3 separate regions of the Homo sapiens genome follow, and regions 1 and 2 are each linked to region 3. A link is a loop called in an ENCODE intact Hi-C map of the cell type or tissue named here. Cell type or tissue: Calu3. All regions are shown on one strand.

Region 1 (8,000 bases), 320 kb after region 3:
TCTGTGTACAAAATGTCATTTTTGTCACTATCTTAAAAATGGGATTTTTGCATCTCACAATCGTAGCACACCTGAGTCCTTTAATAACCTTTCTCAAGTCGGAACCATCTTTTTTTTTAAAAAAAAAAATTGTCCTCTCGTCTTTTTGCCACTTCACTATAAAACCCAAACTGGACTTTTGGAAGGGACACAATATAAATACAGCTGTCTGCATTTAATCTGTCGTCGTCTCTCAATTCAACCCTGGGACAATTGATAGCTTTGGAAATTGTACACCTCTATTCAAACTGTGTGATCTTTGGTTTTGAGAACTGAGCTGTAATTGTGCCCATCACTGCAGGTTTATTGCTTGGCTGCCAAGTCAGCTCCACACTTGATACTCACTGACCCATATATGTGCTCCCAAGCCAAGTGTGGTATGGGCGCCAATTGTCCTTAAGGATTCGGCTGGTGATGCAATCACTTTATCTATGCTTGAGATTGAATAGAGGACAAAAATCCATCCCTATCTGATGGGTAGAGGAAGATACGGGCCCTGAAAAAATAGCAGAAATCTAGCACAAATACATCATTTTCTTTCAAACTAAATGAATACCTGGGTGGTTAGAGATGAATGAATTCCCCAATTGTACAGAATGAGACCTGTCACATCCCTCCTGAATCTCAATTACTATCATGTTTCCAAAAGCCCGCCAAAGTTGTCTTCCCTGATTTGAAAAGTAGCCAATCTCAGCTCTTCAAGATCTTAGAGAATTACTGAGACAGTAAATTCCTTCCTCTAACTTGACAGCTTTGCCTTTCCTGATTTCATGCAGTTAAACTTTCTGCTTTGAAATTGAGAGAGAGGCAGACTCAATTTTTAAAAGCATTTCAACATTGCTAAACACATGTCTCCTTGGAGATTATGCTTCCATCCTTGTGGGGTGAGACATGGGAACCTGCATTTTTAACAAGCCTCTCGGTTTGAGACCCACATATGAAGCAGGGAGTTCTGGATTGAGAGTCAAGTACTTTGGGTTCTATTTCTGGCACCTGTGCCAGGTTCAGTGCTGTGTCACCTTTGCTTTCTGGGCCTTAGCAACCTCATACATACCATGGCAGTTGGAATAAATAACCTTGAAAGTCAGTTCTGGCTCCAGTAAGCTCCAATTTATTCATTCTTTGTGTGGGGAACACATATATAACTTAAACTTCATTCTCTGGAGACCAAGACTTAGCGAATTTTAACTTATTCAAACAACATCCTTTAATACTATGAAATTAAAGAAACTCTTATTTCTCCCTTAGTAGCCATCATTTGGTTAATAATTTCTGGCTAGAATGTTTGAATGCCACACTGTTCATCCACTGACTTGCTCCATTTTTAGATGGTTGGGGGAAAGTAGATGAAAGAAGCCATCTCTCAAAGTATGACTTTCCCATGTCAGCATTATGAGACTCATCTTTGACTTTGTCTAAGAATTTTTTTTTTTTTTTTGGGATGGAGTCTCGCTCTGTCGCCCAGGCTGGAATGCAGTGGCACAATCTCAGCTCACTGCAAGCTCCACCTCCTGGGTTCACGCCATTCTCCTGCCTCAGCCTCCCCAGTAGCTGGGACTAAAGGCGTCCACCACCACGCCTGGGTAATTTTTTGTATTTTTTTTAGTAGAGACAGGGTTTCACCGTGTTAGCCAGGATGGTCTCGATCTCCTGACCTCGTGATCTGCCCACCTTGGCCTCCCAAAGTGCTGGGATTACAGGTGTGAGCCACCGCGCCCGCCCAAGACTTTTTTTAATTGAGCAGGCATGGATTTAAAAACACTGCAGCTTTGTCCTCTTTTAAATGATCTACCCGTGCTTTTAAACTGCAAATTTCTACTTCTGCAGAGGGCTTTGGCTGGTTATTTCAAGTCTGATTTCTTTTGATCCGAACATTTTCAAGCTCAAACAATAGAGTATGTTTTTACCCAGATACTGAAAACAGTTATCAGGTAGGCAATTCTGTCTCAGCAGATTCAGCTCTTTATTAGTCTGTTAGCCTGTCAGTATTTTTTTTTTCATGTCTGTTGTCCTTGGAAAAACTCATTTGATCCCTTAGTCCTTTCTTAAATTACAGGGATGGGTGTAGCTGTACTAATCTGAACTTCTGGATGTATCAAACATTCCAACTTTATACGATGGAAATACTTCTAAGACTTATTAACATATCATTATTTTTCAAACTAGCATGTTTTTAGGATATTACTGATTTGTTATTTGAAAACTAGATTGAGGAAATTAGTATTTGAAATAACATTTACTTATTTAAACGAAGGCAAAAACAATAGAAGCAGGAGGTCATTGTTAATAAGCCATGTGGAAAATTGATTAATAGCTATTAAGCACTTGGTTATTGACACTTAAAGACAAGTTATTTTTCATCAAAGATGTGTGTTTATTTTGCTGGCATAGGTAAGGAAAGAAGGGAATCTTATCAGTAACCCAGGCAGTCTGGCTATAACCATCATAGATTCCTCCCAATAGAGCACACCTTACATTTTGAGCCCTTTCTCCCACCTTACAACAAATTGACAACTTGATGGGAAAAAAAATGATCCCTCTATCTTTCCTTCAAAATAATTGTGTGTGGTCAGATTAGTTTTAGTCTGGTTTAGGCCGGAGAACTAGGTGGATACTTTGTATACTCATCTTGACTAGTTACTTAGGGCTAGGAGCCTCAGCCTCCACATCCCTACAATGAGAATTCTAGAGCTGTTCATCAAGTAATTATAGGGAACAAATGGGAAAATGATTGTGGCCATTCTCTGGAAACTGCAAAGCGTCATACAATATATATATTGTTTATTTAGACTTGATGGAAGATAGGTTAAAACATTTTCTTTTTATTAATCTTCTGAGCTCCTGAAGTCTTCAATGTATTTATTCACTTATAGTCAGAATGAAATAGTCCTGAAGGAAGAGTAGTGTCTCAGCCTCATAACATCAAAGACTGTTTCCTCTGACTTCTTTTTCTTTTATTCCTGGAAACTGAAGCTTTGTTCATTAAAAAAAAAAAAAAAAAATTAACTGCAGTAAGTGCAAGCGGACAACTCTGCCTTGCAAAGAGCTCCTGAATATGCATTGGGAACCCATTGTCAGCCATGTTGCTTGCCAAGACAAAGCATCTTTCAGTCTTGGCTCAACCTAGATGATCCCTTCAGCTTCTAAATTATCAGGAGGATTTTCTCAGGGAAACTAAACAGAAAAGTTACAAGTCACTGGGTGGAACCTCAAAGTAAATAGGCCTGGGACTGATGCTTTTAATGTAGTCTTATCACATTTTAGCCCGTTGATCAGCTTGTTTCCCCAAAGATTTTATTCTAAGATTGTAAGACGTCCAAGCCCAGCTAGAAACTCTTAGTAAATGAGTAGAGTGTGGATGCCATCTCCTGGCAGTTTTTGGGAATGGCTTAGTAAGGAATCCATTTATTTATAGGTTCTCCACGTATGCATCAAGGGAAAAAATACATGGTTTTAATCTTTTTAGAAATTAGGTATTAGACTTTGATCTTAGATCACACTATAGTTATATAGTAACTTTTCTCCTGCTTCCCTGATGAGGTTGTTGACTAAAAATTGGTGCTTTGGAGAATGTCCTAGAGCTAAATTATCCTCAAAGAACAAGAGGAGACGTGTCTGTGTAGTTACAGTATAGTTCATGAACAAGCCCCTAGCTTCTCCTTCATCTCTTCTGAGAATGTGATATGAGTCCCTTGCTTGCAGATATAGAGGATCTGGAGTCTTTCATCATGTCTCACAATGACAGTGTTGTCAGTCGAAGTATATCACCTGACAGTTTCATCCACCATAAAGATAGAGTTTATTTCAGAAAACTTTGTCATTAGGCTCCACCATCTATTTACTGATTCAGCTTACTCTGCTGAACTTCTCTTGTGTTAGGGTGGGAGATACACAAGTCATCAGAGGGACACTGACAGGTAAACACATAATTGATAATTAGTGTAAACACTACACTAAAAAAAGTACAGGCCGGGCATGGTGGCTCACGCCTGTAATCCCAGCAGCTTGGGAGGCCAGTTGGGAGGTCAGGAGTTTGAGACCAGCCTGACCAACATGGTGAAACCCTGTCTCTACTGAAAATACAAAAATTAGCCGGGCGTGGTGGCGCACATCTGTAGTCCCAGCTACTCGGGAGGCTGAGGCAGGAGAATTGCTTGAACCTGGGAGGCAGAGGTTGCAGTGAGCCAAGATTGTGCCACTACCCTCCAGCCTGAGCAACAGAGTGAGACTCCATCTCCAAAAAAATAAAAAAGCAAAAAAAACAAAACACGCACACACACAAAAGAAAGTACGGACAAAGGTGATTGAATGAAGAAACTAAATATATCATTTAGAAGTATTTCTGTACAATTTAGAGGAATAGAGACAGAATAATCCTCAACAGAGGCTGAAAGAGAAACTTTGTTTTGGTCTTTAAATTTGGCTTGAGGCTTTCATGTATAAGTAAGGTCTGTTTGAACAAAGCTCCACTCTGATGGTTGGTTCCTGGAGTGAGTTCTTTTTTTTAATCCACCCTCCCCAACCTTAATCCCCATTGTTCTCTTTGGAATTTAAGAAAGAAATGCCTGTATCTGAAAAATATATGGATTTTCACCTCTCCAAAGCTTTCCAGAGGTCTTAAAATGTCCCTTGGGAAGTGAGGAGAATTGAGATAACAACAAAGCAAGAAATAATCAGGAAGATGCTAGCTGTAAATGCACAGAAAAGCAAGCTTGCTGATCTGTGAAGGCTAATGAACTCTTTTTGAGAATTGTTCTCAGATCTAGTTTTATAAGACTTGTAATGGATCTATAACTGATTGTGGGAAAGAGCAAGTAATCCCTTACCAGTAGCTTAGGCTTCCAGGCTCCTCATGGCCAGTTGTCCATATGAAATGTAATGTCATCAAGAATTATTAACAGACCTGAGCCTGTCTGTCCCTGCTTTACACCCCCCACCCACTACAGTTCCAGAAACAAGAATTACTCTGCTGTGGTAGTTCACTTGGGAGGTGACACAAAGAAACAGGAGTGAGGGAATACAGCAATTGAGACAGATGAGAGAAAAGCCAATAAAGATTCTGTCTATTAATAAGCTATTGAATGGGTTCATCTGAGAGGTTGTATAGAACCCAATGTAGAATCGCCCACAGAGTCTGGGGAAGCTAGGGCATTTATCTACTGATTCTGCCCCAGTGGTTGACAGTCGCCCCAATGGTGTCAGTTCTCTTGCATTAACTCCCCTGCACTTCCTGGCAGTGGCTGGAGAGAGAATGCCCTTAGGCAGAGGGGCAGAGTCACTGGCACTTGAGGAGAGGGGCTGGGAACATCTCGGGGACTGCCTGTCACAGCTGCAAGTGAACCCAGGGATGGGCTGGGGACACAGGGCAGGATATCAACAAAGTCATACGCACATGTGCGTGCGCACACACACACACACACAAGCATACTCATATATTAGGAAAAATGTAAATTCAAGTGAGGTCTGTAATAATAGGAACTATTAATTTTGTTTAGATATGAGAATGGTGGTTATACTTAAAAAGTCTTTAGACAAATGTCTGTGTCTAATTGAGAAAGTGATGTTTATGGGTAAAATGATAGGTTGTCTGGGATTTACCTTAACATATTATGCCAAAAAAATGGGATAAATGAAATAAGAATGGCAAACATAATTGTTGAAGTTAGGTGATGGATACATGGGAATTTATTTTACTATTATATCTACTATTGTATATGTTTGAAAATTTCTAAAGTAAACAGTAAAACAAGTTAGTAAACTCGTCTAAAGTAAGACAGGGTCTTCTTTGACTAGCCAGTGATAGTTTGTAAGTCCTTTAGAGGAGGCTTCTTTATATAAATTGGGATCATTTTAAAGCTAGTTTAGCAAATTCGATAGTTTGTAAGTCCTTTAGAGGAGGCTTCTTTATATAAATTGGGATCATTTTAAAGCTAGTTTAGCAAATTCAAATGTGTAATGTAGATCACCGATTCAAGGTCTCTTTTACATGGATAGTGACACCTTTTTTTAGGGTGCTTGTTACAAGGAGCATTATCTCTTATCACAGTTTGATGGATACCAGTTTTTGTTTTTAGAGAAGACACAGAATTCTTTCTTCATGTCCCAGTGTACCCGATAAGGGTTTTGTACAGAGACAAAATGTGACTGTAATAGGTACTGCTGTGTCTGTAAAGGGAAAAGACTTTCTTCCATTAGAGTTCAATAAAAGTTTCTGGCCTTGTGGTTAGTATGTTTTTGGCAGTCATGTTCCTGGCTACCTCCACCTGTCTCCTCAACCTAGTAGTATAAACTTAGGGGATATGACCTTCAAATTAAGGCTCTGATGTTGGGTTAAAATAACAAATTAGACTACGCATCTGAATATGTGGGAATATTTTCAGAGTTTGTTCTGGGAGCCTGAAAGAATTTCAGGGATGCTGTTGTGATTAAAACACTTGTGGAATGTTCTCTGAAAGTTGTCCAAGAGCTAAGTGTGCAACACAGATGCACACGCACACGTGTGCACCCACATAGCTGTGTGTCTCAGCACTAAGTATCTTTTTATAATGTCATCTATAATCGTCTCTTTCCTATGATCCTTGACCCATTTGCTCATATACTTTATTCCCCAGAGATGACTAAAGTCAGTTTTTAATCTGCTCTAGAAATCTGTTTACTCCAAAATAGAATTTGTTCCATTTTTGGATGGAGAAATAAATTTCTACTTACTGTTTCCTATACAGTTTATGTGGCAGTTCCAAAGGCCCAAGGTATTACATTGTTTATTCTCTCCTAGGAAAGCCCATTTAATGCAGGAAAGCAGCATAGGATCAACTTGAATTTGGATCCCAGGTCAGCTATCATGGCCATAAACAATTTATTTGGCTGCTATTTTTCTTAATTTCCTTATCTGTAAAATGGGGACACTAGGCTGGGCATGGTGGCTCACGCCTGTAATCCCAGCACTTTGGGAGGCCTAGGCAAGGCGGATCACGAGGTCAAAAGATCCAGACCATCCTGGCCAATACGGTGAAACCCCATCTCTACTAAAAATACAAAAATTAGCCAGATGTGGTGATGCGTGCCTGTAGTTCCAGCTACTCGGGAGGCTGAGACAGGAGAATTGCTTGAGCCAGGGAGATGGAGGTTGCAGTGAGCCAAGATTGTGCCACTGCACTCCAGCCTGGGGACAGAGCGAGACTCCATGTCAAAAAAAAAGGGAAGGGGGACACTATTGCCCACTTGAAAGGGCCAAGAAGATTGAACGAGATGACACAGGTAAGCATTTGGCCTGTGCCGTAGTGCATGGTAGTGGCATGAATGTTTGTGCCCTTCTCAGAGAGTCCTTGTCATGAGATGTATGTACTTCAAATGTGTACTATAAACTCAGCTCTTCTTTTGCTGTTATGTGTGTCATTGCTGGTGCTAGTTATCTCTTTGTAAAACTGGTGAAGTCGGCTGGAGGATGTGACAGCAGCAGGGCTGCAGTTTACAAATGACATAGAGTAGGCCAGATGAGAAGGAAGGGCAGCATCCAGCCTTTGGGCGTAATGCTCAGATTATGGTCTTCTTACAGCCACTGTGACTGGGCCCACACTGGATGGTCATAGGTGGCTATAGAAGTCTACGTTATAGTTGTCTGTCTTAAGTAGTAGGTTCTTGGGATGGGCAGCCACCTCGGAAGACATCTATACTGAGACTCCATCCCTGCTGAAGATTCTGATTGATCCTCTCTTGGGATAGGAAAGGTACTGCCTCCACAGGCAGCATTGCTAGAAAATTCTGCCGGATGGATGACTTTACAACATTACACTGAAAACTTCTCTCTATATGTTCTGCTTAGTGAAACCATGTAGGCAAATTCCATTTCTTCTGTACTAGCACAGCTTATCAGATATTTGAAGATGGCTCTCATAGCCTTTTTGAATTTTCCATTTTTCAGGCTAAATAATTTTCACTCCTCTTCTTCCTCTTGTGCATTT
Region 2 (8,000 bases), 87 kb after region 3:
CAAGATCTCTGGAACTCTTGTAATAATTTCTTGTCTCCCTAATTCTCCTTTCACTCCTCCAGATGAGGAGCCTCTGCCTAGAGGAGTGGTCCATGCATGCATTCTCACAGGTAGGAATACCTATTGAAATACCCAGTAGAGTCTCGTAAAGGAGTCTCCATGCTTCATCTTCATAGATGGACAACAATAAGAACGTGCTGTGGAGTAAAAAACTCAGTGACAATTTTCATCCCAGGTTGCTACTTATTCATTTTTTTTGTATGAAACTTACATTTCTTTTTTTAACTTTTAAGTTCAGGAGTACATGTGCAGGTTTGTTATTTATGTAAACTTATGTCACAGGGATTTGTTGTACAGATTATTTTGTCACCCAGGTGTTAAGCCTAATACTCATTAGTTATTTTTCCTGATCCTCTCCTTCCTCCTACCCTCCACCCTCAGGTAGGCCCCTGTGCCTGCTGTTCCTCTCTATGTGTCCATGTGTTCTCATCATTTAGCTCCTGCTTATAAGTGAGAATGTGAAATATTTAATTTTCTGTTCCTGCATTAGTTTGCTAAGGATAATGGCCTCCGTTGTATGGCTGCATAGTATTCCATGGTGTATACGTACTGCATTTTCTTTATCCAGTCTACCACTCATGGACATTTAGGTTGATTCCATGTGTTTGCTGTAGTGAATAGTGCTGCAAGAACATACATGTGCATGTGTCTTTATGATGGCATGACCTACATTCCTTTGGGTATATACCCAGTCACTGTATATTTATATATATTTTTATCCCAAATCTTTCAATTTAAGACTAAGCTTAAATGATCTCCAAGTCACTATATATTTATATATATTTTATCCCAAATATTTCAATTTAAGACTAAGCTTAAACGATCTCCATGAAACATATTACTGCTGTTATTGTTATTATTTCTTCTACTTTCATATGTGTCATTAATAAATTGTTGGGAATAAAGAGCATTGTTAGATTTTTCTTTGTTTATTAAAGGAAGATATTTTAATATTTATTGTTTTATTTATTTTTGAGACAGGGTCTCACTCTGTTGCCCAGGCTGGAGTGCAGTGGTAAGATCATGGCTTACTGCAGCCTCAACCACCCAGGCTCAAGTGATCCTCCCACTTTAGCCTCCTAAGTAACTGGGACTACAGGTTTACACCACCATGCCTGGCTAATTTTTTTTATTTTTTGTACAGACAGCGTTTTGCCATGTTACCCAGGTTGGTCTCAAACTTCTGCACTCAAGTGATTATCCAACCTTGGCCTCCCAAAGTGCTGGGATTACAGGTGTGAGCTACCACACCCAGGCTGAAGGAAGGTATTTTAAAGAATTGTGGTATAATGGAGAGATTGGATTAATACTCAGAAGACCTATTCTGATTATTAGGCTACTTGGCCACATGACTTAACTCTTCTGAGCCTCAATTTTGTTATGTATGAATTCAAAAACATTGTTCCCATTCTTGCCTCATAGCATTGTTACAGAGATCAAATATGTTAATATATTTGAAAAAACTTTAAGCTTTTTAAAAAGTATTTTGTGCTACTTATAATCTATTCTTTTCTAACTAAAGGAGTAATGGTAGTTTATTATGGAAAATTGGAAAATGCAATACAGTAGAAAGTAAATTAATGTGACTCATAATCTCACAATTTAGAAATATCAACTGTTAAAATTTTGACATGTAAACTTCCACACTATTTGTCTTCTGTATACATGTGTATGTGTTTGAAAAATCAAAGTCACATTATAAACATGGCTTATGACATACATTTTTTCACTTAAGTGTCTTGAGTGTTATAGACTGAATTGTGTTTCCTCCAAATTCCTATGCGGAAGTCCTCACTCCTAATATGACTGCATTTGGAGAAAGGGCCTTTAAAGAGGTAATTGCAGTTCAATGAGGTGGTAAGGGTGAAGCCCTGTTCCAACATGACTGGTGTCCTTATAAGAAAAGGGAGAGAAAGGGCGCAGTGGCTCACGCCTGTAATCCCAGCACTTTAGGAGGCTGAGGTGTGTAGATCACGAGGTCAGGAGTTCGAGACCAGCCTGATCAACATGGTGAAACCACGTCTCTACTAAAAATACAAAAATTAGCTGGGCATGGTGGTGCGCACCTGTAGTCCCAGCTACTCAGGAGGCTGAGGCAGGAGAATCGTTTGAACCCAGGAGACAGAGGATGCAGTGAGCCGAGATCATGCCACTGCACTCCAACCTGGGTGACAGAGTGAGACTCCATCTTAAAAAAAAAAAGAAAAAAGAAAAGGGAGAGACACCAAGAATGTACAAACACAGAGAAAGGACCATGTGAAAACACAGCAAGAAGGAGGCCAGCTGCAAGCCAAGGACAGAGGCCTCAGGAGACAGCAACCCTGCTGGCACCCTGATCTTGGACTTTTGTTCTCCAGAACTGTGATAAATCAATTTCTGTTGTTTATGTTACAAGGTCTATGGTATTTTGTTATGGCAGCACCAGGAAAATAATATATTGAGCATTTCCCTGTAAATATTTTTAAATAATTTTATTTTTAATGACTGAAAATTCATCATTTTGATATAATTATGTAGCTAATCCTCTTTTTTGAAATATTTAGGTCATTCCCAATTTTTGCTATCATGAATAATGCTTTTAATATCCTTGTATGTTGGTAAATCATTTTTTAGATGCAAAATGCCCTCCAAAAAGACCATAGTATAAATTAATGGGAATAAATTATGGGAATTCTTCATACTATTTCTGCAACTTTTCTGGGTTAAAAATTACTTCAAAATAAAAATGAGAGAGAAGGCCAGGCGTGGTGCCTCACGCCTGTAATCCCAGCACTTTGGGAGGCCAAAGTGGGTGGGTCACCTGAGGTCAGGAGTTCGAGACCAGTCTGGCCAACATGGTGAAACCCCGTCTCTACTAAAAACACAAAAATTAGCCGGGCATGGTGGCGGGAGCCTGTAATTCCAGCTACCTGGGAGGCTGAGGCAGGAGAATCACTTGAATCCCGGAGGCGGAAGTTGCAGTGAGCTGAGACCATGCCATTGCACTCCAGCCTGGGCAATAAGAGCAAAACTCCATCTAAAAAAAAAAAAAGTGAAGAGAAATCTCATAACAAAGCTAGAATTCCACTAGAATATGTACATGAGTATTATCCTGCAGCCAATATTGTATAGGCACAGGACCAGAAAAGCCTTCTTGGAGATCAATATTCTGATTGCAAATACTGTCAATCCAACAGGGGACTCTAACAGGAATGCTTTCTCTTGGCAGGAATTTGACAATTTGGTGCACAGCTAAGGATGGGGAAGGAAGGAAATTTAGAAACATCTTTCTAAAAATTATTGGTCCTGCACAGAGAAGAATAAATGTGAGAATGGAGGTGGGATTCCTACCTTTGCTAGTCTCTCCTTGATTTTATAAGCAATGACTATCACACAGCTCCCTTATGCTCCTCATTTTAGTAAAATTTACCCTAGCTCTTACAATCAGGTGGTGCTTACAGGCTTTTCTATGACAATTCAATAACAGTCAAATATTTACTGAACACTTATACAGAGTTTTGTTGGGGGTTATAGAAATTAATGAGGATCGTTCTCTACCTTCTAGGTGGACACACTAGTGAGACAGACTCATAGAAAGGAAAACAATAAGCTATCATAAAAACTGAAGGAACTAAGCCTCACTGGTGGCTGGGAAGGCACTGAATATGCATTAAAGAGATCAGGGAAGCATTAATAGAGGAGGTAGTATTGAAGGATGAATAGGATATTGCTAAGCAGAGTCAAATGGAAAAGCTGCTAAAAGTACCTAACATCTGAAAAAGAATGACCAGGGTTCATGCATGAGATAGGGTGCATGGGGCATGCCATGGGATATGAAGCTGGGCATGGGAGCCAGTACTATGGATTTTGAATTATTAAAAGGACACCAATTTGCATTTTAAGATTACTGAGAAAATGTTAAGGGTAAAAGAGTAGAATGTGTATCTTGCCTGGTTCAAGGGTGACAGAGAAGGGTTTGCTCTATCCCCACTCTATCCCCATCTCCTAAAATTCAGTTCACAGGGACACTGTTGCACTCTGCAGAGCCAGAAAGAAAGATGTGTTAGTCACATACTGTAATACAAAGCTGTGATATGATGTGATCAGACAAAAGACTCCACACATTGCTGCTGAGTGCATGGCCGATGTGTTTAGTATTTGTCAATGCATGAAATAATGGTTCACTCTTCATTTGTGTTAAAGCATAATGCAGGTTCACTTGTGTTAAGGTTTAAGTATGCATCTGCCAATCACTGTGTGACCTTCTGGAAGTGACATACTCTCTGAGAACCTCAGTTGCTTTTTCTGTCAAATGTGGGTAATAAAAGCTACCTCATAAGGATTTTGTGAGCATTAAATGAGATCATGCACATGTAAGTGTTTGCTAGCTATAAAGCATGATATAAATGTTATTGTTACTAGGATAATTCGTGTGTGTGTGTGTGTGTGTGTGTGTGTGTAAAAATGACAGGGGGAGAAAATATTCTGTACTATTTTACCAGAAGGTGGCAGCATTTTGTTTGCTAGGCATTTCCTGCCTGTGTTACCTCTAACAGGTATTTTCTGGAGACTTCTTCAGGCAACCAAGGAAATCTCATGGGGAGGTATATGAGTTGAAGACCCTTATTCTTGTTTGTCTTATGTTGTTTTAAACTACAGGGAGATGAATATATAGAAAAGTTACAGGGAACAAAGTCTTCTTAGAAGCTCAATTAGGGGAAAATCATTTGCTCTCCTGCCCCACCACTGCAGCATAAGCCCTTCTCTGAGCCTCCCATTTGCTGGAGCCTTTTAAAATGCCTTTATTGTTGTCTGGTGTTTGAAGCAGAGATGTACATTTTGGATCTGATTAATGTTTTTGTTGGATTGTCTCTGTGTCTCCCACATGTTAATCCACATTACCATATTCAAACATGTGCATTAACTGAACACCTTCTAGCTGCAGAGATTCTGGATAAAATTACAAATCTGGTCATATTTTTCAGGATCTTACAGTAAGTCTTGTTAGGAAGATCAAGTATGAAACAACTTGAAAATGGTTACAAAATAACATATCAACATGAATAAGCAACAATACCATCAACTGAATTGGGGGTCCTGAAAATGCAAAAAAAAAAAAAAAAAGATCAGAGTGAGAGGAGGGTGGTGAGGTTTTCTGGAGGGAATATATTCTACTTATTATTTCACATCAAAATTTGTGATGTTTCATAACCTATTCCACCACACACACACCCAAAACACCCTATACCTCACCATTTTTAAAAGCCTTATTTATTTATATGTATGTTTATTAACATAATGTTTGAGTTTGTTAAAATATATTATTTCCTGTTACTTCTTATGGCAATATGACAATCTTCTGGATATATTGCAAAACTAAAGTTTCAGAGAACAGAGACTACATCTAACTAAATATCTTTGCAGTGTGTCTAGTGAAACTAAATAGGCTTGTGGCAAGTCATTTTAACCACCTTTTAAAAAAAATTGCTTTCCAGTACTCTACTTGGGGAACCAAAGTGTTCCCTAGACTTGGTTTTGCTTTCCGTCTTGACAGTGAGGATAATACAATAATGCTGGTGCTGTGATGAAACGTGTCCGCTATGAAGTACAGTCCAATTGATACTTATTGTTTTATCACATGTTGGGACAATAAAAGAAGATTTTTTAATTTAAGGAATTATTATTTACATGGTGACAAAAGGCTGTGAATCCAAAATCAACAGCATATCAGATCTGGTTTCACTAAGAAAAAGACCAGGACTCCACTTGGGATTCAATCTCTATGATCATCGCCTCCCTGGTAGGAGCTGGGAAAGTATCTAGGTCTACAAAACTTCCCCTGAAGCCCATGCAATTGACAGTTACCACTGCCACCATTTTCATTTCCAAATTTGTTTTAAAATGGATCTGATTTTTGCCCAACATCCACTTAAGTGCCCTGCTATCTCAGAGTAAGGAGCAAAGATTACACAGCTAACCCTTTCTTTTGTCTGTGAGAGCAAACAAATAATTAAACCATATTAAAATAAGGTAGTTCTAGACCTCCTGAGATATTTGGTAATGCATAACATGACTTGCGAAAGTCATTTTTTCCCCTGAATCTCATTTTACCCATCTATTAAAAGTGGGGGGTGAGGAGGGCTCAAGGATGGTGGCACGGATTAGCTCTAAGGGCCCTGCCAACTTTGACCTTCTGTGATTCTAAAAGAAGTCAAGTTTTGATAATTGCCTGGGATTCAGTATCAGGCCCCTGTAAGGAGCATCAAGAGTCTTTTAATGAAACTCATTTTGCTGTATGTATTTATAACAGCACTTGAATCGGGCTGGTTGAGTATTGGTCAATAATGGGGCCTAATATGAAAACGATCACCAGATCAATCCTTTCCCCTTCAGTTAGGAAGCATCATTCACTACCATTCAGGTAGTGAGAACACCATTTCGGAGCTGCCCAGGGTCTCCAACAAATGTGGAAAATGTGAACACTGCCTCTGATGATGAATGCCACAGATCTAAGAACATTTTTATCCATGAATCAGCAAAAAGAGCATTTGCCCTTAAGTAACAGAACTTAAATTTGAGACCTAGCTCTGGACCTAGCCCTCGCTCTAACCTGGTTTGAGTCCTCAAAGCCAAACTTCAGTTTATAATATTTAAAACTTAAGAATAATATCTAACTGCATGGCTGCAGTATTACTCAGCTGACATAATAAATGTAAATTTTTATAAAGATGTATCAATCAACATTAATTGAGAATCCACAACATGAAAGTTACATGGTTTTCAAGGAACTTTCAGGGTTTTTTTTGGGGGGATGAGGAGGGTGGCAGGCATGCAAACAAGTACCATTTTAAAAGATTAAAACTGGTAAGCCAGTAAGAGGAGTACAAAATGGCATGAGCAGAAATTTCATTCATGTAATTCACTACATTAACCAAAAAAAAAATAAGTTAAACTAAGGTAATCTCAACAGGAACCAAAATTAGTGCAGAAAAAAAAATTTTTGATAAAATTGAACAGCTATTCCTGATTGATTAAAAGCCAACAGAAAATTCCCATACTAGAAAGAGGCCCTGTACCAAGAACCTAAAGTAAATTTCATAATAACATTAGAAACATTTCCAGTTAGATACAAAATGAGTTAAAGATGCCCTCTACAATCACCACTCTTATTTGACATCATCCTAGAGATCTTATCCAGTAACAAGACAAAATAAAGGAACAAACAAATCTATTATTATGGCGAAAAAGCTGAGATATTTTTTCAGTTAATATGATCACCTATCTAGAAAATCCACAAGAATCAATTTTTTTAAGTATAAAGATTAGGAGTTCAGCAATGTAGTTAGATTGAAGATCAATAGCTTTCCTACACATTAGCAAAGCCAATTAGAAAATACAAAATAAAAATCACAATCACAACAGCAACCAAAACTGTAAAATTTCTAGAAATGCAAGAACTATATTACTTATGAAAATGCATAAACAAAGACCTGAATAAATGGAAAGACAAGCAGTATTTCAGGAAGGGAAGACTCAGTGTAAATAAGCAGCGCCAGGTGAACAATTAAAACAATAAGGCAATCCTATTACTGGGTATATACCCATAGGATTATAAATCATTCTACTATAAAGACACATGCACACGTATGTTTATTGCGGCACTGTTCTCAATAGCAAAGACTTGGAACCAACTCAAATGCCCATCAATGATATACTGGATAAAGAAAATGTGGCATATATACACCATGGAATACTATGCAGCCATAAAAAAGGATAGATTAATGTATTTTGCAGGGACATGGATGAAGCTGGAAACCATAATTCTCAGCAAACTAACACAAAACAGAAAACCAAACATCGCATGTTCTAACTCATAAGTGGGAGTTGAATAATGAGAACACATGGACACAGGGAGAGGAACATCACACACCAAGGCCTGTTGGGGGGTGAGGGGGCTAGGG
Region 3 (8,000 bases):
GTCTTAGAGGCTTAACAGAGATGGCCAATCAGCTTTATCCTCCCATGCCTACTCCAACAATTGATGGTAGCTCCTGGAATGTTATGAGAGGGATTTTGAGATTGGGTCCAGACTTGGTAGGAAAAAGTGTAGTGATCAATTAGCAATGCTGACTGTGGGGCTCAGGAATAAGGAAAGCTGCACCTGTGCCATGTATTTCCCTTCCCTAGGAGCACTCAGGTCCTTGAGTGCAGCAAACCCATCTGCCTAGGGAAGCAGCATGATAATTCCTTGAGGCAGAAGGTTCAAGCCGGAAGAGGGCAAGATTTAGAATGTGAGGCATTTACATGGCACTTCACCTTTTACAAAGTGTTTTCCCCCACATTATTTCCTCCCATCCCTACCCATGGGGCAGATGTCAATTTTATCTTCATTTTGCAGCAGAGGGATTTAAAGCTAAGGGAATAAAAATGGTAGCCTAAGGTCCCACATGGGTCATAAATGTCAGACTCACTACCTAAACCAGACTTCCTGCTTCTAAGTCTTGTGCTGGAGGGTAGTGAGTCAATCAAGCACTAAGTTTCCCCTAGAGTCAAAGGATGAGGCCGAACATTTGGAATGGATTTGTGTAGCCTGTGAAGCACATCTGGATTTCAACACAGAAGCACAGCACACACACTCAAATCAAGTACGGGCACACTCATCCTTTTTTTCTTCCTTTTCAGGCAGGCTTCTTTGTGAAAGCATTAGAATGGTTGTCATCACACACACATAGAAGAGGCAAAGAGTTGTTGCTAAATAAAATATAATGCACCTTATTTAAAATGGCTTATCCTGCTTTATTTGTAAATTGATGTTAATCCGACTACTTAGTCTGATATCCTTAAGCAACATTAATGCCTTTGCTACCTGTCTTCTGCAGCATAAAAAATGAGGTGGCTGTTTTGGAAAGAATTAACTTCTTTCTTGAGGGCAAAAGGCTAAACTCCTTCCTGAAGATTCTTGCCAATGATTCTAATTAGGACATACAGATGTATGTACCTAATGCAAATGAAGCCATGGACCACAGAAGTTTAATGATTTGGGGGAAAGTTTGGGTACAATAAACTCCCTTCACAATTTTGCACCAATGTCACCCAAAACTCTTGCTCTTTTGAAATAAAGAAGATATTAAGAATTTCCCCATTTCCAAAGCTTAGGATCATATGTAGGAGAATGGCTAAAACTTACATGAGCAATTTTTAACGTTCACAGTGATTTTGCCTGTATTAAATCTCAGTATCAAAATAGTCTATGAGATAAATATCATTTTTTCTCACTTTTCAGGTGAGAGAACCAATGTACATAGAAGCAAAGGAATGACTTGTCCTACGAAAAATAGCCAATTTAAAATTCAAATCTGGCATTCTTCCCCCTGTTGTTTCACTTATAGCAACCTCTCCACAGAAGTAAATACCACCTTACATGTGTATAGCACTTCACAGTTTATAAATTCTTGTCATTCAAATATTTTAATTCATGGATTTGCTACTTTAATTCAAATGTTTATTCACCATCTACAATGTACCTGCCAGACATTATTTTAGGTACAAGTGGTATAAGGTCTCTGCTGTATTCGTGTTTATATTATTAGTTGGAGGGAGACAACTAAAGAACAAGTAAGCAAACAAATTAGAATAAATTCAAATGGTGATAATTAGTACCAAGAAAATAAAACAGGATAATGTGGTGGTCTATGACCAGTTGGTGGTAGGAATGAAATGTACCAGTGTGAAACATTTGGTGGGGTGAATAGAAAAACCTTCTTTGAATAAAAGATGTTATATGAGCTGAGAGCAAGATGGGAAAGAGAAAGCAGAGGGTGTTAGGGGGAAAGCATTTCAGTCCCGATGTGGGAGAGAGGTTGATATTTGAGCACTAGAAAGAAGGCCTGTGTAACAGGAAGTGAATGAGCAAAGGGAGAGAAACACAAGAGGAGACTGAAGAGATAAGCACAGGCTATGACAGAAGGGTCTTTTAGGTCATTTGTTAGAATTACACCCCAATTTTTATGGAATGACTTTGCAGAGTTTTTAGAAAATTTAATTCCCACAATAATCTGTTATGTTTGTTTAACAAATTAGAAAACTTGGAGATTTACCTAAGGATACACAACTAATAAACAGCAAGACTCCAGTCTTTAGGATCCTAGACTAGGCTTACTTCCTCATATCCGAAAGGAAAAAATGGAAACAAACTCACAAAGGAGGAATACAGTACAGCATCACGTGACTATCCCATGCGTATAATGGGTGAATTTCCTCGGGCAGACAGAGGGCTCACTTATTATGGGAAGTCTTATGACTGTTTGGCTCCAGCTGGAAGGAGATACTAAATTTCTGAAGGACTTTTGGCTTAAATTTAAGACAAATATTTTATTAGAGTTACCATTGAATATTTAGCATTATTGAATTTCTCCCAGAGTCTAATTTGTTTGACAGATTGTTTTGGGAAAGTAGCCAGTGAATGCCCAAGACTAGGGGATGAAGAACAATCACAATCATCAAGCAACAAGCTTTGCGTTACTTCTCTTTCCACCTTTGCCTCCCACTCCACACTGCTGATCAATGGGTGGTAACCCATGCATGTGGCTAAGATAGAAATAGTCCTTCCAGCACATAACCTGAAATCCAGCTCATTCATTCATCACCCATAATATCACTGCAGCCCATCCTTCCGTCTACCTCTTCAAGGCAAATTGCTTGAGATTAATCATTCATTCATTCATTCATTCATTCATTCAGAGCATCTACTGTGTTATGGACTGAGTTCTTGTGAGGTGTTGGGTATGTGAATGTCATGCAGTCTGAGACCTTACAGCTTTCACAACCCAGTGGTCTCTCAGACTTACCACCTCTTATGACTCCTTTTGTTCTCATTGTTCCCTTTAACTTGAGTCCACCTGCACAAAAGTATTACAGTTGAAGAAAAAGTTGCTTTGGACATTACCCTATCCTCCTAAGAATGTTACTAGCTGCCATTCAAGCTTTATGACCCTCATAGGCATCAGGGAAAGAATACAGATATGGCCCTTAATTGTCTGATTTCTGTGTGCTAAGGAACAGCCTGTACTTATTATCTTCCATTATTTTTAGCTAATACCCCCACATCCTCATTTTCGAAAATCTTTCCTCTAAAATTGGTTTCCCTTCTTTGTCTTGCCTAACCTGCTTCCCAGCACCTCTGTGGCTTTTGTCCAGAAGAGGGCGAGATCACCTTTGCTACTTAGAATTCATCTCGCTCTTTTTTTTATTTTTGCAATTAAATATGATTCATTGGTCTCTTGGTCGCTTAGCTTTCTCTCCTGAAGGAGAAAGTCAAAGTCCTTGATATTTCTCCAACAAAATTTATATTATGGGTATTTGTATTGCATTATGTGATTTTTAAGAGGACTAGCAAGAAGCTCTAAAATGGCGAATAATGAATTATAGCTGAATAGGAGAAACCTGTGAACAGTTAGGACTGATGATCACTGTAACCTTTCCCATGCTTGTGCAATTATGTTTTGCTAATATATAGACTCTTAGAATGCTATATTTCAGGGAACCTTAGAAATTATCTGGAAATGTCATCATGCTGTGTTAAGGAAACTGAGGCATAGAGAAAAAATAACTTACCTGCTAGAACTACTATGACTTTAAACTGCAGAAAAAGATAATCATTCCATATACATAAAAAATTTAATAAGGGGATGCTTGTAAGAATATTATCCGGGCTTATCATTCTCAGCAAAGGAACACAGCAACAGAAAACCAAACACCACATGTTCTCACTCATAAGTGGGAGTTGAACAATGAGAACACATGGACACAGGGAGGGGAACTTCATACAACGGGGCCTCTAGTGGGGTGGGGAACAAGTGGAGGGAGAGAACAAATACCTAAAGCATGCAGGGTTTAATAGCTAGATGACGGGTTGATAGGTGCAGGAAACCACCATGGCACGTGTATACCTATATAACAAACCTGCACGTTCTGCACATGTATCCCAGAACTTAAAGTAAAATTTAAAAAAATAAAGGAAGAAGCATGAATCTTCCCACTCACATGATAAAAAAAAAAGAATATTACCTGGGTTTTTCTTGCCATCACAAGCTTTATCACTCATTTCCCCCGGATCATCCTGTATCCAGAGTGATAGCTCTCCCCTCCTCTGCCTCCTTTACCTAGACCGTATGACAATGGGGAGGTTCCATACCATTTGTACTCCACTTACACACTGGGAATAGCACTGGCCCTGACCCACAGCCCACTTGACTGAAGCCCTAAAAATCTACTTAGCCCTCACCATCCACAGGGGCCAGGGCAGGTCAAGGGAAGTACTCTGCTAGGATCCTGCTTCAAACATGTCCTATTCCCTAGAATCCCAAATAAACACCCCAACCCCCGTTATGAGCACAGCATATCACCTGCAGGTTAGATGTTTTGGTTAACAAAACAAGTCCCAATTATACACAAGTTTGCCACACTGGATGTTATATTCAAATTCCAGGCCAGATCCCCTCTTCCCTAAGGAGTAGCAGCCTTAAGGCTATATTTATCCCTCTCCCTGTCCCAACTCATTCTTTTCTCCCATAGCCCCTATTACTGAGGTATGACAAGCTAGTAGGCCAAGGTCATATAAGGTAGGGTGATGAATACAATACGTTCATTTTCTAGGTAGAGACTAAGACTCATCTTTGGCAAAGTCCATTCTTGGTGATACTCTCTGTTCTGTTTCCCTGAACCTGTCTGATTGCCCCCAGTCAGAAGACACATTAATCATGTGAATGTCAGCATCACTGGCAGTGTGTTTCCACAGAGTGATTTACATAGTAAGCTTTACTCTTATCCTAAAGTGCAATGATTCACAGGTTTCACTGTGCATTAGAATCACCTGGAAATCTTTCTAAAAATACTGATGATCTGAGCTAGGCACGGTGGCTCACACCTGTAATCCCAGCACTTTGGGAGGCCAAGGCAGGCAGATCGCTGGAGCCCAGGAGTTTGAGACCAGCCTGGGCAACATGGTGAGACCACTTCTCTACCAAAAATACAATCACCCAGGCATGGTGTCATGCACCTGGGAGTTCAAGGCTGCAGTGAGCCATGATTGTACCACTGCACTTTAGCCTGTGTGACAGAGTGAGACCCTATCTCTCAAAAACAAAATCAAACAAACAAAAAACTGATGATCAAGTCTCATGATGATTCATTAAATTTGAATCTCAGAGTGTGAAGCTACGCATTGACATTGCTTAAAACTTCCCCAGGAACTTCAAATTTTCAGCCAGGGTTGAGAACCACTATCTGGTTAAAGGCTGTTTAGAGTTTGGGGCACTGTGAATACTGAGTGGATAACATTTCTTTGGGAAGGGCCCTTTTCCTGGTACTTCAAAAACCAACCCATATGAACTATTACATACTTCGCCCATATTCTAAACAAGTTTTCCTGAGATGCTTTAAGACAACATGAAGGACTTTCTGATTTCTTTCTCAGGAGTTTCTGAAAAGCGAATTAAGCTCATAGTTTGGGGAGAAAGCTTAAAGTATTCCACCCCTTGGCTGAGGCCAAGAGTTAAGAAGAACTGGTAGGCGCTTGAAACAAATAGAAGCAGAAGTAAAAATCTCAAAGAATGGGCCAGATATCATGTCCAAAGACAAGTGGACCATGAATCCTCCTTGGTTCTGAGGTGTGATGCAAGGACTAGGGGGAGTTTAGCTTATGGGAAGAGGACAAGGATACAAGGCGAATGCAACAGGAGTATAGGGCAAAAGAGTCATTCAAGGACTCTGTCAAGTATGAGAGGGGTCATGATGGGAATTGGGGCTCAGTAGCAAGGTGACAAAAGAAGCTTTGACAACGGCCTTAGGTATAGGGTAGACATATGATTTAGGCATATGTTCAGAGAAAATAGGGAAAATTTAGGTACGCAGGAGATTAGAACAGAAGAGGACAAAAGAATTTCAGGGGATGGGGAGTTTCTACATTGCAATGTTACTGAACTGGCATGCCGTTGAATGATGAATTCCCACTCCACCAATTCATAGGAAGGTTATTGATACACCAAACCATACGAGAAAGGTTATTGCTATCCTCTAGTTAGTCCCAGTAGAGGGGAGAGAATAGCCAGCTGAGAGGCTGGAGTTCATCATCAGGTGCTGAGATGGTGTGAGTCTGATCCCAAAGACTGACAGTGTAGAACTTCAAGGACACCACTGGCCAAGAAACATATTGAGCTTGCCACAGCATGCTGGATAGGAGCTAAAGCCTTTTAATTTGAAAATCATGTGGAAAATTGACAAGAGAGACTAGAAAATTTGAGGATACATCGGGACAAATATCTCGGTAACAGATCATTAAAAATGTTTAGGTATTAAGAATAAATGAAAAACATTTTAGCATTTAGGTGGAATAGCCAGAATGTCACTATAACAGAGAGTGAGTCAGTTCCTTGTCACTAGAGGTGTTTTGGTTAAAGCTGAAAGACAGACGATGAACTCTCCTTTCTGGGACACCATTCAGTGACTGTGGGATGTTTTTTGGCCAGACAAGGGAAGAATGCTGACAAAGAAGATAAAGCAAACTTAAAAATCAGGAGCTGAACAGGGGGATGTCCAGGACATCAGCCGTGTAGCAGGCTGGAGGGCAAACAGTCCATACGGCGGCAAGAAGGGGGAAGCTCTGGAAGGGGAGTCTCCAGGGAAAAGCAGGTGAGTGTGTTGTGGGAGGGTACACTCAGTATAGTGTCAGATCTGGTGAGGTGCTTGAAAAAAATTAATACAATAATGTCAAATGGGAAATAGTCATAATGATTTTTTTAACCATACCCAAAATAAAACTATGTTAGGAAGATGGAAGTGCCAGGATGTAGAGGGTTTATAAGAACACTAAACTCTCATTTGCAGTAAGAGAAAGTCAAAAGGAAAAGGTAAAAGCAATTCCTTTTGGGAGTGTTGGAGCTGTAGGGTAGGGAGCTAACTATTTTTTATAAAAAACACATCTCAGCATTACATTGTTTTTGTTCTAACTGGGTGCTTGAGTGACTTAGGTAAAAATAAAATTGAATAATTGTAGTTAATTAAAAAAAAACAGAAGAGATAATGGACCAGTTAGTAATGGAGCTATTGAAAAGGAAATTCTATGGTCACCTGCACCAGATAATAAGGTTGCTTTTTTATCTCCAATTTAAAAATGCCCATGTTTCTAGGTCCTCTCTCCTTTCCTTAGTGTGCTCTGTTCAGCTCAGTATGTGGGCTGTAGAGATGCAAGGGTGTAGGTGGTCAATGTAAGCTGGGCTGGAAGCACCGAAGGTTGGAGTAAGGTATCTTGCTCCTGATCACCTCAGTTCTCATACTGAAATCCAAATCTAGGTGTCCAAGCAGTGTAGACCATGAACTCTAACATTCTACGTGTTTCTGGAAGGCATTATGAGAAAATGTCCCACAGTGATTTGGTGATGGCCCACTTCCAGCATTATGAGGTCACTTTTGATGGCTTATCGATCATTTAAAAGCCTTTGCTTTCAAGGGAGTGCCTTTGTGTGTTTGACATCTGTACTACCACAGAGACTTGAACCCAATAATCTAGTAAGCCATACACAGGTCAGCGGTCACCCCATGGTGCTGCCAGGGACTCACATACCTGGACTTAGAATCAGACAAACCTGCGTTCAAGTCCTAGCTCTGACACTAATTTTCTGTGTGGCCTTGGGCATTTTACTTGATCTCTGTAAGCCTGGTTTCCTCAGCTGCAAAAGGATAGTAATGATCATTCATTTCATTGAGACTTTGGGGAGAAAAAAAAAAAACAAGATAACTCATGTATGTTCATGCAGCGCTCATAAATGTTAGCAGTAAGTACTAGCTTCCTATGATTCCAGTCCCTCGTTCCTCCCCGTGTCTCACTCAGTTAGATGGACACTGAACAGGCAGGGCGCTCTTCCAGCTTCCTCACGTGGTGCAGAGCACACTGCTGATTTTTAACACATGCTAATTATTATG

What was found. Hi-C counts contacts between places; a loop is a spot of excess contacts. Peaks named below come from ENCODE experiments on the same cell type or tissue, not always from the same donor. Only the 100,000 strongest peaks of a DNase experiment are listed, where the experiment ranks them.
Region 1: a loop joins it to region 3, with 7 times the contacts of the local background. A loop is called at or near these places in 10 of 110 quality-filtered maps.
Region 2: it touches region 3 in a loop (4-fold over the local background); 2 of 110 quality-filtered maps call a loop at or near these places.

What each region holds. Positions count from the first base shown.
Region 1 is chr3:192,808,342-192,816,341 of GRCh38, reverse strand. All of the region lies in intron 1 of MB21D2 (Mab-21 domain containing 2), which reads left to right. Among named protein-coding and RNA genes, the nearest start is that of FGF12, 85 kb to the right of the region's middle. In Calu3, a CTCF peak has its summit at 3,408 (motif pointing left); a DNase peak (open chromatin) is centred at 3,411.
Region 2 is chr3:193,037,828-193,045,827 of GRCh38, reverse strand. No RefSeq gene overlaps it. Among named protein-coding and RNA genes, the nearest start is that of MB21D2, 120 kb to the right of the region's middle. In Calu3, a CTCF peak has its summit at 4,556 (motif pointing right); a DNase peak (open chromatin) is centred at 4,517.
Region 3 is chr3:193,125,022-193,133,021 of GRCh38, reverse strand. No RefSeq gene overlaps it. Among named protein-coding and RNA genes, the nearest start is that of PLAAT1, 110 kb to the left of the region's middle. In Calu3, no CTCF peak of the experiment used is centred here; a DNase peak (open chromatin) is centred at 3,211.